2 separate regions of the Homo sapiens genome follow, and region 2 is linked to region 1. The links are chromatin loops, found by intact Hi-C in ENCODE. Cell type or tissue: endothelial cell of umbilical vein. All regions are shown on one strand. Links, peaks and the distances in the headings refer to the core of each region. The heading gives the core; the rest is flanking DNA. Region 1 overlaps KCNJ15 (potassium inwardly rectifying channel subfamily J member 15). Region 2 overlaps ERG (ETS transcription factor ERG).

What was found. Hi-C counts contacts between places; a loop is a spot of excess contacts. Peaks named below come from ENCODE experiments on the same cell type or tissue, not always from the same donor. Only the 100,000 strongest peaks of a DNase experiment are listed, where the experiment ranks them.
Region 2: it touches region 1 in a loop (7-fold over the local background); 1 of 110 quality-filtered maps calls a loop at or near these places.

The regions. Positions count from the first base shown.
Region 1 is chr21:38,297,779-38,303,164 of GRCh38, forward strand. KCNJ15 (potassium inwardly rectifying channel subfamily J member 15) reads left to right here. Exons shown (of 3, transcript NM_170736.3): 3 at 1,466-5,386. The coding sequence starts at 1,484. The coding sequence ends at 2,611. Among named protein-coding and RNA genes, the nearest start is that of KCNJ15, 43 kb to the left of the region's middle. In endothelial cell of umbilical vein, for the core only: no CTCF peak of the experiment used is centred there; no DNase peak of the experiment used is centred there; H3K27ac peaks cover 352 bases.
Region 2 is chr21:38,378,374-38,383,759 of GRCh38, forward strand. It overlaps ERG (ETS transcription factor ERG), which reads right to left. Exons shown (of 10, transcript NM_182918.4): 10 at 1,663-5,386. The coding sequence ends at 5,030. Among named protein-coding and RNA genes, the nearest start is that of LINC01423, 35 kb to the left of the region's middle. In endothelial cell of umbilical vein, for the core only: a CTCF peak has its summit at 2,240; a DNase peak (open chromatin) is centred at 2,228.

The DNA.
Region 1 (5,386 bases), core at 387-5,386:
TCAACAAAAATGAAAACGTGACTTTCTAAAGAAAAGTCAATTACAAGGGGGCATTTAGTAAATAACACACTCTTAATAAAGTAACAGGAAAATTAAAATGCCCAGCAGACCCATTGCCTCCTGAACAGGTGTTTGCTGCTAATGGATACAGTTTCCATTTCCTTGAAGGGATTTGCCCAGAGGATTACTTTCACAACTTCTATTGAGATAATACTGCTCTAACAGAAAGAGCAATGCATGAATCTGTATATCAGTTCCTTAATAAAAGGGAAGATTTTTTTAGTTCCTAAAATACCAATGAGGTGAAGAAAAACATGCCACCCAGGTAAAGTTACTCTGTAATCACCCGCATTATCTTTTTCAAGGAATGTGGGGGAAATTTATGTCAGTCATCAGGCAGGTACTAGAAGATGCTAGGGGCCTCACAGACAGCTTGTTCCCGGCTGTTAACATGGAGCAGAGCGTTCCCTGGGGCTGAGCATGGGAGCCCAGCACTTCTTATAGGTAGGTCTTTCCTACTATAATATTAGATGCCTACACTTATTGACTTTTTCATTTGCTCTTTAAAATAGATTTCTTCTGCTGGTTCTGCTTAGTTCTAAGGAGTAAGGTAGAATTTTGGTGCCATACCTAAATATCACGTCTAAAATGACATTGGTAGCACTTTTCCAAGAATAACCAGCATATTGATCAAGCCATTAATAAAGCCTAATTATTTGCTTTAAGAATGTTTTTGGTTGTTTCAAACTGAGTTTTTTCCAAAGTCATAACAAAACTAGGAGAGGCTGTAGATTCTTAATTATTCATTAGATTAGGGGGAAAACGAATTGCTATTACAAAGAATATCATGCAAAAAATAGGTTTTAAAAAATGCATTACTACTGAGTTTTAAAAATGTATACTAACATTCTCCATATCAAGAACTGTTTCATGGATGGTAGATTTTAGTTATAGCAGTACTGGACTTACACTCAGTCAAATAATTTTAAATTTTCTATAATTGGGAATACATGGTAGCTGAATATAAGCAAACATATTACTCTATGAAATAAATGCATAAGAGTTTGTTATCACAAAAAACAGCATAACATTATTTTTTTGAAACACAAGGCTCTGTTTTAACACTTTACCTTGTTTAATAGTAACAAAACCCCTGAGGAATAGGTTGTATTGCCATTTTAAACACTGGAGAGCAAAGGTCCAGAGAGGTTAAATAGCTTTCTGCAGGTCACACAGCTGATGAATTGCAGAGTCAGCATTTAACCCCGGTCTGCTTTTCTGCAAAGCCTCTGCTCCTCACTCTACCCTACCGACCACCTAAGTATAGATCAGTTAATCTTGCCTTCAGAATTCTCCTTTCTTGTGTACTTCCATGTACATTCATACTTACTTCACATGATGATTCTATTTTCTGGAAGTTCCACCACATATGGCGATAATGAAACATCTTTGTCATTTCTCTAAGTGTTTCCAGAGCCTGGCAATGGATGCCATTCACATCGGCATGTCCAGCACCCCCCTGGTGAAGCACACTGCTGGGGCTGGGCTCAAGGCCAACAGACCCCGCGTCATGTCCAAGAGTGGGCACAGCAACGTGAGAATTGACAAAGTGGATGGCATATACCTACTCTACCTGCAAGACCTGTGGACCACAGTTATCGACATGAAGTGGAGATACAAACTCACCCTGTTCGCTGCCACTTTTGTGATGACCTGGTTCCTTTTTGGAGTCATCTACTATGCCATCGCGTTTATTCATGGGGACTTAGAACCCGGTGAGCCCATTTCAAATCATACCCCCTGCATCATGAAAGTGGACTCTCTCACTGGGGCGTTTCTCTTTTCCCTGGAATCCCAGACAACCATTGGCTATGGAGTCCGTTCCATCACAGAGGAATGTCCTCATGCCATCTTCCTGTTGGTTGCTCAGTTGGTCATCACGACCTTGATTGAGATCTTCATCACCGGAACCTTCCTGGCCAAAATCGCCAGACCCAAAAAGCGGGCTGAGACCATCAAGTTCAGCCACTGTGCAGTCATCACCAAGCAGAATGGGAAGCTGTGCTTGGTGATTCAGGTAGCCAATATGAGGAAGAGCCTCTTGATTCAGTGCCAGCTCTCTGGCAAGCTCCTGCAGACCCACGTCACCAAGGAGGGGGAGCGGATTCTCCTCAACCAAGCCACTGTCAAATTCCACGTGGACTCCTCCTCTGAGAGCCCCTTCCTCATTCTGCCCATGACATTCTACCATGTGCTGGATGAGACGAGCCCCCTGAGAGACCTCACACCCCAAAACCTAAAGGAGAAGGAGTTTGAGCTTGTGGTCCTCCTCAATGCCACTGTGGAATCCACCAGCGCTGTCTGCCAGAGCCGAACATCTTATATCCCAGAGGAAATCTACTGGGGTTTTGAGTTTGTGCCTGTGGTATCTCTCTCCAAAAATGGAAAATATGTGGCTGATTTCAGTCAGTTTGAACAGATTCGGAAAAGCCCAGATTGCACATTTTACTGTGCAGATTCTGAGAAACAGCAACTCGAGGAGAAGTACAGGCAGGAGGATCAGAGGGAAAGAGAACTGAGGACACTTTTATTACAACAGAGCAATGTCTGATCACAGGGGCGCCATCCAGGTTTAACCCTGCAAGCTGTTTCCACATCAGAACTCCCTTCAAACACAAAGATTGCTGTGAAAACGAAAATGTGTAGACGCACTCTCAAAAACTGCACGGACATACAAAATCAATCTTTTCCTTTGATCTTGTGGCTAAACCAGCATTTCTGTGTTTGAGAGATTTCCTGTTAGGTGCTTCGTCTGAAAGTGAACTCTCATAATTCAAATTGTATAAAATAAAGCTACATTTCTAAGAGCTTGGTGTAGGGCAATTGGAATAATGTCCTGTTAGATAAACAGACATTTAGCAATCCTGACATTAAAAGGAAATGTATTTCTATACAAGATTATTAGCTGTAATACAAGATATTTATTTAACCAATGACCTTATGGCTGAGAGTTGAATTGTGGTTCAGTATTCATTGATCTCACTGCTTTAAAACATGCTCTTTTTGTTCAAGCAGGAAAAATATTATATCTAATTATGTCTATGTGGTAATACCTAAAAAGAGGTAGAGAGACTCTATGTTCACAAAATATAGTAATTTCATTTTTACCTTTCTTCAGTGGACTGAATTGTATGGAAGGAAATTGATCAGATCTGTAATTCACAACTGTGGAAACCTACACAAATGGGGCTGATGCCATTGTTTCCTCTATTTTATTTTATTTATTTTTGAATCCACTATCTCTTTCCATTCAAAATATTTCCATTCAAAATGTGGTTCACAGACCCGCCACATCAGCACCATCCGAGAGCTTATTAGTAATGTGTAGATTCTCATGTCCCAGCCAGACTTACAGAATTGGGGTCTGTATCTTAACAAGAACCCCAGATGATTTGTGTACAAATGAAAGTTCGAAAGCTGTGCTCTGGACAGTGTTCTCAAAGCAACTTTCTGAAGCCGTGTGGAAAACTGACTCTGTGTGGGTCCCGTATCCCTGTGGCATCCAGACCTGGCCTCTCTTCATTTCATTATTATTGGCCAATATTTCTTTCAGCCATTTCATTTCTTATCTATTAAAATGGCTTGCCCATAAAGGAACTGCATAGGATTATCCCCTGACATTCCAAGAGCAAAATAAAGCTCTTGAGAGTAATTGTTGTCTCAGTCATGCTTGCTGATTACAGTTAGCACAAAAGAAAAATTCAGCTGCCTGACAATACAGGAAATGTTCTCAGATGCTGATGTTTGTAAGGTCCGGTGGGGCCATGAGGAAGAAGAGGAGCTGAAGGTAAGAAACTCATAAACAAGATGACTCTTTGATGCATGAACAAGATTTGAAAATCTCAAGCCTGTAAAGAATACCCCTGCTATTTAAATAAAGCTCATACCAAGAGGTAACATTTTGCCCCGGGCCAAATTCAGGGGTCTAGTGCCCTGCATTCCTTTGAGGCAAAAAATAAATGGGCTATGACTGGTTAAATGTCCAAAAGGTGAATTCTCATTTCATTCAAACAAAGACAGATTTGCGCATTCACTCAAGCAGAATGTGGCCATGAATATTCAGCCCCTGCATACATACAAAGATGTACGCATGATTCCCCCCACCAAGCACACACACAGTCACACACGCACACACACACACATGCACACACGCGCGTGCACACACGCACACATGCACACACACATACGCACACGTAAACACATGCACACATGCACACACGCGCACACATGCACACACGCACACACTTGCACAGGCCCTGGCTCTTCAAGCATAATCATGGTAGTCATCAGTGAAAGACATTTGAGGTTAAGACAGCAAGTCCTTGACAAATATGTTCATGTCTATTTGGTTCTAGTTCTATAAAAATATGAACATTGGGACTCAGAGAAAATGGGGAAAATAAAGTGGATTCAGGTTATCAGTGAAATGATGGTATAGATTACAGCAAATCTGGATATATATTGATGTTACTGCATTTGCAAATGTCCTCCCATTAAACAGAAAATGTGGCTAAAATCCCTGGCCTGGAACTGAACTAGTTTAAGGCAGGTGTAAGAATAGTGGGAGGAAAGTTTGTGAAAGTTTAAAGAATGCCCTCAATCCATGAACGAGAGGGAGGATGTTGTCTTTAATTATTTAGAAGGTTTTTTTTTCCTTGTCTGTTGATAATTTTATGGAAGGTTGCTTTAGATCTCCATTCCTTAAAAAAATATTACATGTCAGTGTAGTTAGATATTATCTCTTTTAGTTATTATACTTGCTATTTTTACTGTATAGTGTGGTATAATCAACAAAAAATAATGCCACGGGCATGTTTACACCTTTTCTGTTGCACTATTAAATTCTTTTCACAGTATTCATATCAATGCTAATTTGAATGTGATGCCAATTAAAAATCTTGTTCATTTATATTGTATATGGTACAAGGACGTAGCATAAGATCCAAAAAAAATTTTGTATTGTCATTTAGCATATCAATTTCAGCCAAATTTGGAAGACTTGATCATCTTATCTTTTGCTCTACACACTCAAAACAAATATTGCAGCAGAAATATCACCTTAAAAATATCTTATTTTATATTTAGATAATATTGAAATCACAGTCTATTAAAATTGGAAATTTAATTCAAATAAAAATCAAACAAAATAGTTGTTTCAATTTATCTAAATATCTGGTCTTAAGAGTGCCTTAAGAGTGTCTCGTTTTTAAGAGTGTCTTAAAAACCAATATATGTATAAGTCAACAAATCATATAATATTCAATAAATAGCTCTGAAGTTGTATCTGATTTGAAACTTACCATTTTCCTGGAACCTTAACTATTAT
Region 2 (5,386 bases), core at 309-5,308, 81 kb after region 1:
CATCTGGACCTCCTCCAACTTCTAAAAAGCTTTCTCTTGAATTTGGCCAATGGGCATCCCTGCTGAGCCCACCTTTAGTCCAGATGTTACCTTTCTGGATGTTCATTCATGCATATAGCTGCAAACGTTTTCCAACAGCTTGATATTGCTAGGCACTGTGCTGGGTCCTGAATCAATGGGTGATAAGGGTAATCCCACTTTCAGCAGAGACACTGACAGCCCCTACTTGACATGGTCCTGGGTTCTCTCATTCCCCTTGTCTCTCCCCACTGAACCTGCACTAACTGTCCTATGTCCCTCTTTAAGTGTAGGCCCAGAATTGATGTTGCAGTCTAATGTATAACAAATAAGTCCTCGTTTGTGACCTGTTTCAGAAAATGCAACCTAAGATTGGGCAGTCATGTCACCTTCCCGTTTAATTTTCTGTCCATATGAGGCAAAATAGCTTAAGATTAAGAAAAAGCTTTTGGAATTAACTAGCCCTGGAACAAGCATTTGTTGCACCTCTTACGCTGCAGAGCTGGGCAAATTGTTCAATCTGTCAAGACATTTTTTTAAGTGTACCGTAGGGGCAGTTGGAAGGAGTAATGAGGCAGTGTGTATACAGCACCTGACCTAGTCATGGCTCATTAAAAGCTGCTATTCTACATCTCATTGCTGTCATCTCCAAAACGCTGAAGTCTTTTCACATGTGCTGCTGCTCCATCAAACTCCCAGATGTTTTGGGGAGGACTGGATGGAGGTCCTAACACCTTCAAGATCTAACCCGTCACCTCAGCCTGTTCTTTGGCATCCTGGATGTGTCACATAACCTATTGTCATCTCAGCCCCATGGCATTTGGAGCTGAGATCAGGATAGCTTCTGTATCCTCATCTGAGTAAAGTATGACCAAGTAAGTTCAAGGGCCGCAGCCTGGGGTTTAATCCTGCGACCTCCCTTCTAGACGAGCATCCATTTTTTAATTAGTACTGTTTGGCTGTGCTTATTCAATGAGTCATGAGTCATAAACTTGTAACATCTCCAGATTGTTTTATGAAGTCATATCAGGATGAAATTCTGCCTACCTACTATTTCTGTATTATCTTCTTTAGGAAACATGCCATGTGGCTACAGAACATGAAAAAACCATTTTTTTTTTCCATAAAGTTTCTACATATAACATGCTTCCTGCAGAAGTTTGTAATTCACATATTCTAGCACTAATTATAATCAGGTAATATTATGACTTTCTCCAACAGAATAATAGTTTAACATTTTTTTGTGAGAAGATAATGATGTTTTACTCAGTAAAATGAGTTTAAAATTACAAGTTAGAAAAGTTTATCTAGTTGTTTCTATATAGCATTAATCTGGGCTGCTTTGTCAAAAATTTATTTTATTTTTGAATCAGGGTGTCACTCTGTCACCCAGGCTAGTGGCGTGATCACAGCTCACTGCAGCCTTGAACTCCTGGGACTGCAGTTGTGCACCACCATGCCCGGCTTTTTGTATTTATTTATTTTTTTGTAGAGACTGGGTACTCTCATGTTGCCCAGGCTGGTCCCGGGCTCAAGCGATCCACCCGCCTCTGTCCTTCAAAGTGTTGGGATTACAGGTGTGAGTCAACAAGATTTCTTTAAACCAAGGTTAAAAGATAAAAAGAAGGCACAGAATTTGGTGTATTTTTGAGTAGTCCAAAGTAATTTTTATTCTCTAATTAGTCACCTCACGACTTTATTTGAATGAATTAATGAGAAGCTAAATAAACTAGCTTTTTAAAAAATATTTTCTTCTCTTTCTCCAGGCAATGGGTCACTTTGGGGCGCTGCAGAACATCTGTGCTTTCCCTGTGCCCCATCACCTTCCCAGCTCCTGAGCTGTAGCCATCTCTGCTGCACCTGCTGTCAGAGGGCAGCTCCTCCGGCTCCTGCTCCTGGGTTGCAGGTGCCACATCTGTGCAGAAGGCTTAGGAGAAGCAGTGAGCCTTCTAACTGCAGCAGTCCTGACAAAGCACTTTGTGAACCCCTCCGGGACATAAGGGCATCAAACTAGGAACAAAAACACAGTCTTGACTGTGATTTGGTGATTTTACCACATACAAGGCCCGAAAGCCAATTGAAGACAAGAAAAGAAGACAAATCTCTTGCCAGCAGGAGTAAGATTGTACAGGAGTCTGAGTATACATCAGGGCAAGCCAAGAGACAGGGACAAACAGAGAGAAAAGGTTCATGCAATTATGAATATGACCTGGAGGGGGCTTTGGAATTAGATTACAACAGTAACAGAGAGTTAATGCCATTTTGAAACAATTTAAGAATTATGTATTTGAAGGAACTCAGTATTATCATGTTATCCAAAATTATCCCAGTTGCTCATAAGACTTGCTAATAACCTGGACTGGGGGTGGAGGGTTGAGGGATCTAATGGAAAACATCTGTTAAAATTGAATATGATAATCATGTCTTGTTTTTATGATCTTGCTCATGAGACAGTCTTGAAGAGAGAACTGAGTGATTATCCAAGTAAATGTGTATTTCTATGAAGAATGTAGGTGTGTCTTGACTTTGCATTCCAAAATAAAAATGACTGATCTTTTCCATTAGCACAGTTTGGGTCAGCCTAACTGCCAGCTTTCATGATTGTATTTATTTATTTTCCCTAAGGAGATACGGGCACTTTGTGGGCCTTCCCAGGCTGCTGCAAAATGATGGATGGTTGGGCTCCGTCTAATCCAAATGACACGGGGTGTCAGGAGCATTGGTAATCGTGTCCTGCCGACTTCAAAGCCCACTGCCAAAACATCCACAGCACAGAGGTTTGGCAACTTCACATAATCATAGCAAAAGGACTGCAACGTGAAAAAAACAGGCCCTGAAACAGCTATGAAAAGGGCCAGTTCAGAAACCTATTCAGCTAAGATGTTTCGGCTAGCGCCTTCGCACGGTCACCTTGTATTTTCACCTTTTGAGTTGCCTTCACCTGGACCAAGGTTGGCAGCATTTGTGATTCAAAGAAAAGATGCCCAGGGAAACTGACTCTAGATTATGGAAATAAACATTGTCTTCAAGGGATAGCCAGCAACATCAGGCTCAGGGCTAGTGAATCCCAAGCCACAGTGCCCAGGTAACTCTGATGTAGCAGGACTAAAGCTGTCTACCTAGTGAGAGCTCCTGAAAGAGAAACCCCGCAGCAAATCTAGACGTTATCCCTTGTTTCTGTAAAGTGAGAAATTGCAGCTATCCATGACGCTTTATTTGCCAGTAATAATACAGTTTGCCTTACGAGTGGTAGCTTGTTCACTGTTCAACAAATGTATTTTAATCATAGCAGGAATTAAGGGTGATTTGTGACCAGGTGCTGAACTAGAATTTCTCAATGACAACCCCAGCTTCATAGGCCTCTTTCCATTCCAGGCATAAATATGGAGGCTCCAATGTGAAACCCGGGGTCCTTCTGTTCCAAAAGGGGCTAGAAATAAAAGACAGGAGGGGAGGCAAGAAGGACCTGGAGAGGCTGACGCCATTTGGGTGCCAAACATCCTATTTCCTTGGCTCTCCCTTGCACAAGTTCCTGGACAAAGTAAATTATAACACAAAATCCACAACATTCAGCACATGTTTTCATTAAGCAACTTTAGTCACTAAAAAAAGTGCAAATGCAGACTCCTGTATAAATCTGATTTGCCATGCTAGGCCAAGCTTATTTTATTACATACATTCTGCATTCTAAGAACTAATAACTTCATATTGTAAACATTAAGCATACAGAGTTAAAATTCAAGGCCACATTATATCGATTGTCTCTTTTGTCGTGTGTCTTTGGCTGGCCGAGATCAACTCGTAGTGTATAAATGCATAAGTTATATAATTATTATATAAAAAGGGGGAAAAACATTGACTTGTATACTTCATTCTGACAAACGCACAGCGTTCGCGACTCAAAGGAAAACTGGAGGCCGCCTACCCAAAATGCCTGCGTGATTTCTGATTGTGGCAGCCAAGAAGGCCATCTCTTACCTGACCCTGTGGAGAACAAAGCCCCCACATAATGATGAGGTCCTGAATGTTTCTCTTAAATATCAGACAATTCCAGTTAAAATTTTCATTTGACAAACAAAGAAAGAGATGCGCATTTTTGTTTCTGAATTCTACTACTTCCCCTTTCTCCATTACGCTGTGTCCTTTCTCCTAACACTGGGTTTGGTATAACACTGACTGCATGAACCCTCGAGTCTCCATAACTCATTGTACACAGTCCCCAAATGTCCTGAGTCCAGTCTTCATTGCTTGAGAAGTTTCTTTCCCAGCCCTGGTCTCCTCCTTCTCTGCCTCTTCCTCCTCCTTCTTCACCCCTCTGTCTACAATCACACGCTCACTCTATACACATCCTCAGTCCCACCTTTTAGTTCATAGTCCCGGTAATACTGTAAAGGAGTTGGAAACTTTGGGTCATCTTCACAGTTTGAGAAAGCTGACAGCTGTCCATCAAACGGAATGTATTTGATTTCAACCAAAACAGCACATGCCATGCAGTTGCATATCAACGTCTGTTGATGGGCCACAGTCTCTCTCGTGTCTTTTCTCTTGTTTTTGATATGTTTCTATTTTTAAATACAGGTAGTTTTCCTTAAAATGGCATTATAAACGGTATGTTAGGTCAAAACTGTGTTGTTTCTATTGCTTTAGTTTCATCCCAGTTTGCATTAGTGGGATTCCAAACTCTACTCTAAAGTTTATACATTTCTTAAGACCACTTTCTTTGGCACTTTGTCCTTAAGACTTCATGCTTCTACATACACTGTCTTTTACAAGGTCAGTCCACAGATGATATGTCCATATTCGTGACATTTTTAGCATCCTCCTCATTTCTGTAGTAAGACTTCAGTAACTCCCTCCCAAGAGTCTTTGGATCTCTTCCCCGGCTTCCTTCCCCAGCCCCAGTAAAGCTTTTTTCATTCCTCTTGAGGCACTTTTGATTCATGTTCTCCGATAGAGTTTGTGGCGATGGGCTGGTGAATGCACGCTGATGGGAAAAGCCTCCGCCAGGTCTTTAGTAGTAAGTGCCCAGATGAGAAGGCATATGGCTGGTGGGGAGCCTAGTGTTGGGGTATATACCCCCAGTTGGTGAATTCCAGTATGGGTTTGGGGCAGCAAAAAAACTGGAAGATGTCACGGGGAGGGCTGGAGGGTGGGGCGCCACAAAGTTCATCTTCTGTGGGTGGGCGTGATAGGAGCCCATGTACGGGAGGTCTGAGGGGTACTTGTACAGAGATGACTCCGGGGGGTGGGGCTGGAGGGCCTGGGCGATCCCGTGGAAGTCGAACTTGTAGGCGTAGCGCTTCCCATGGACCTTGGTCATGATGTTCTTGTCATAGTAGTAACGGAGGGCGCGGCTGAGCTTATCGTA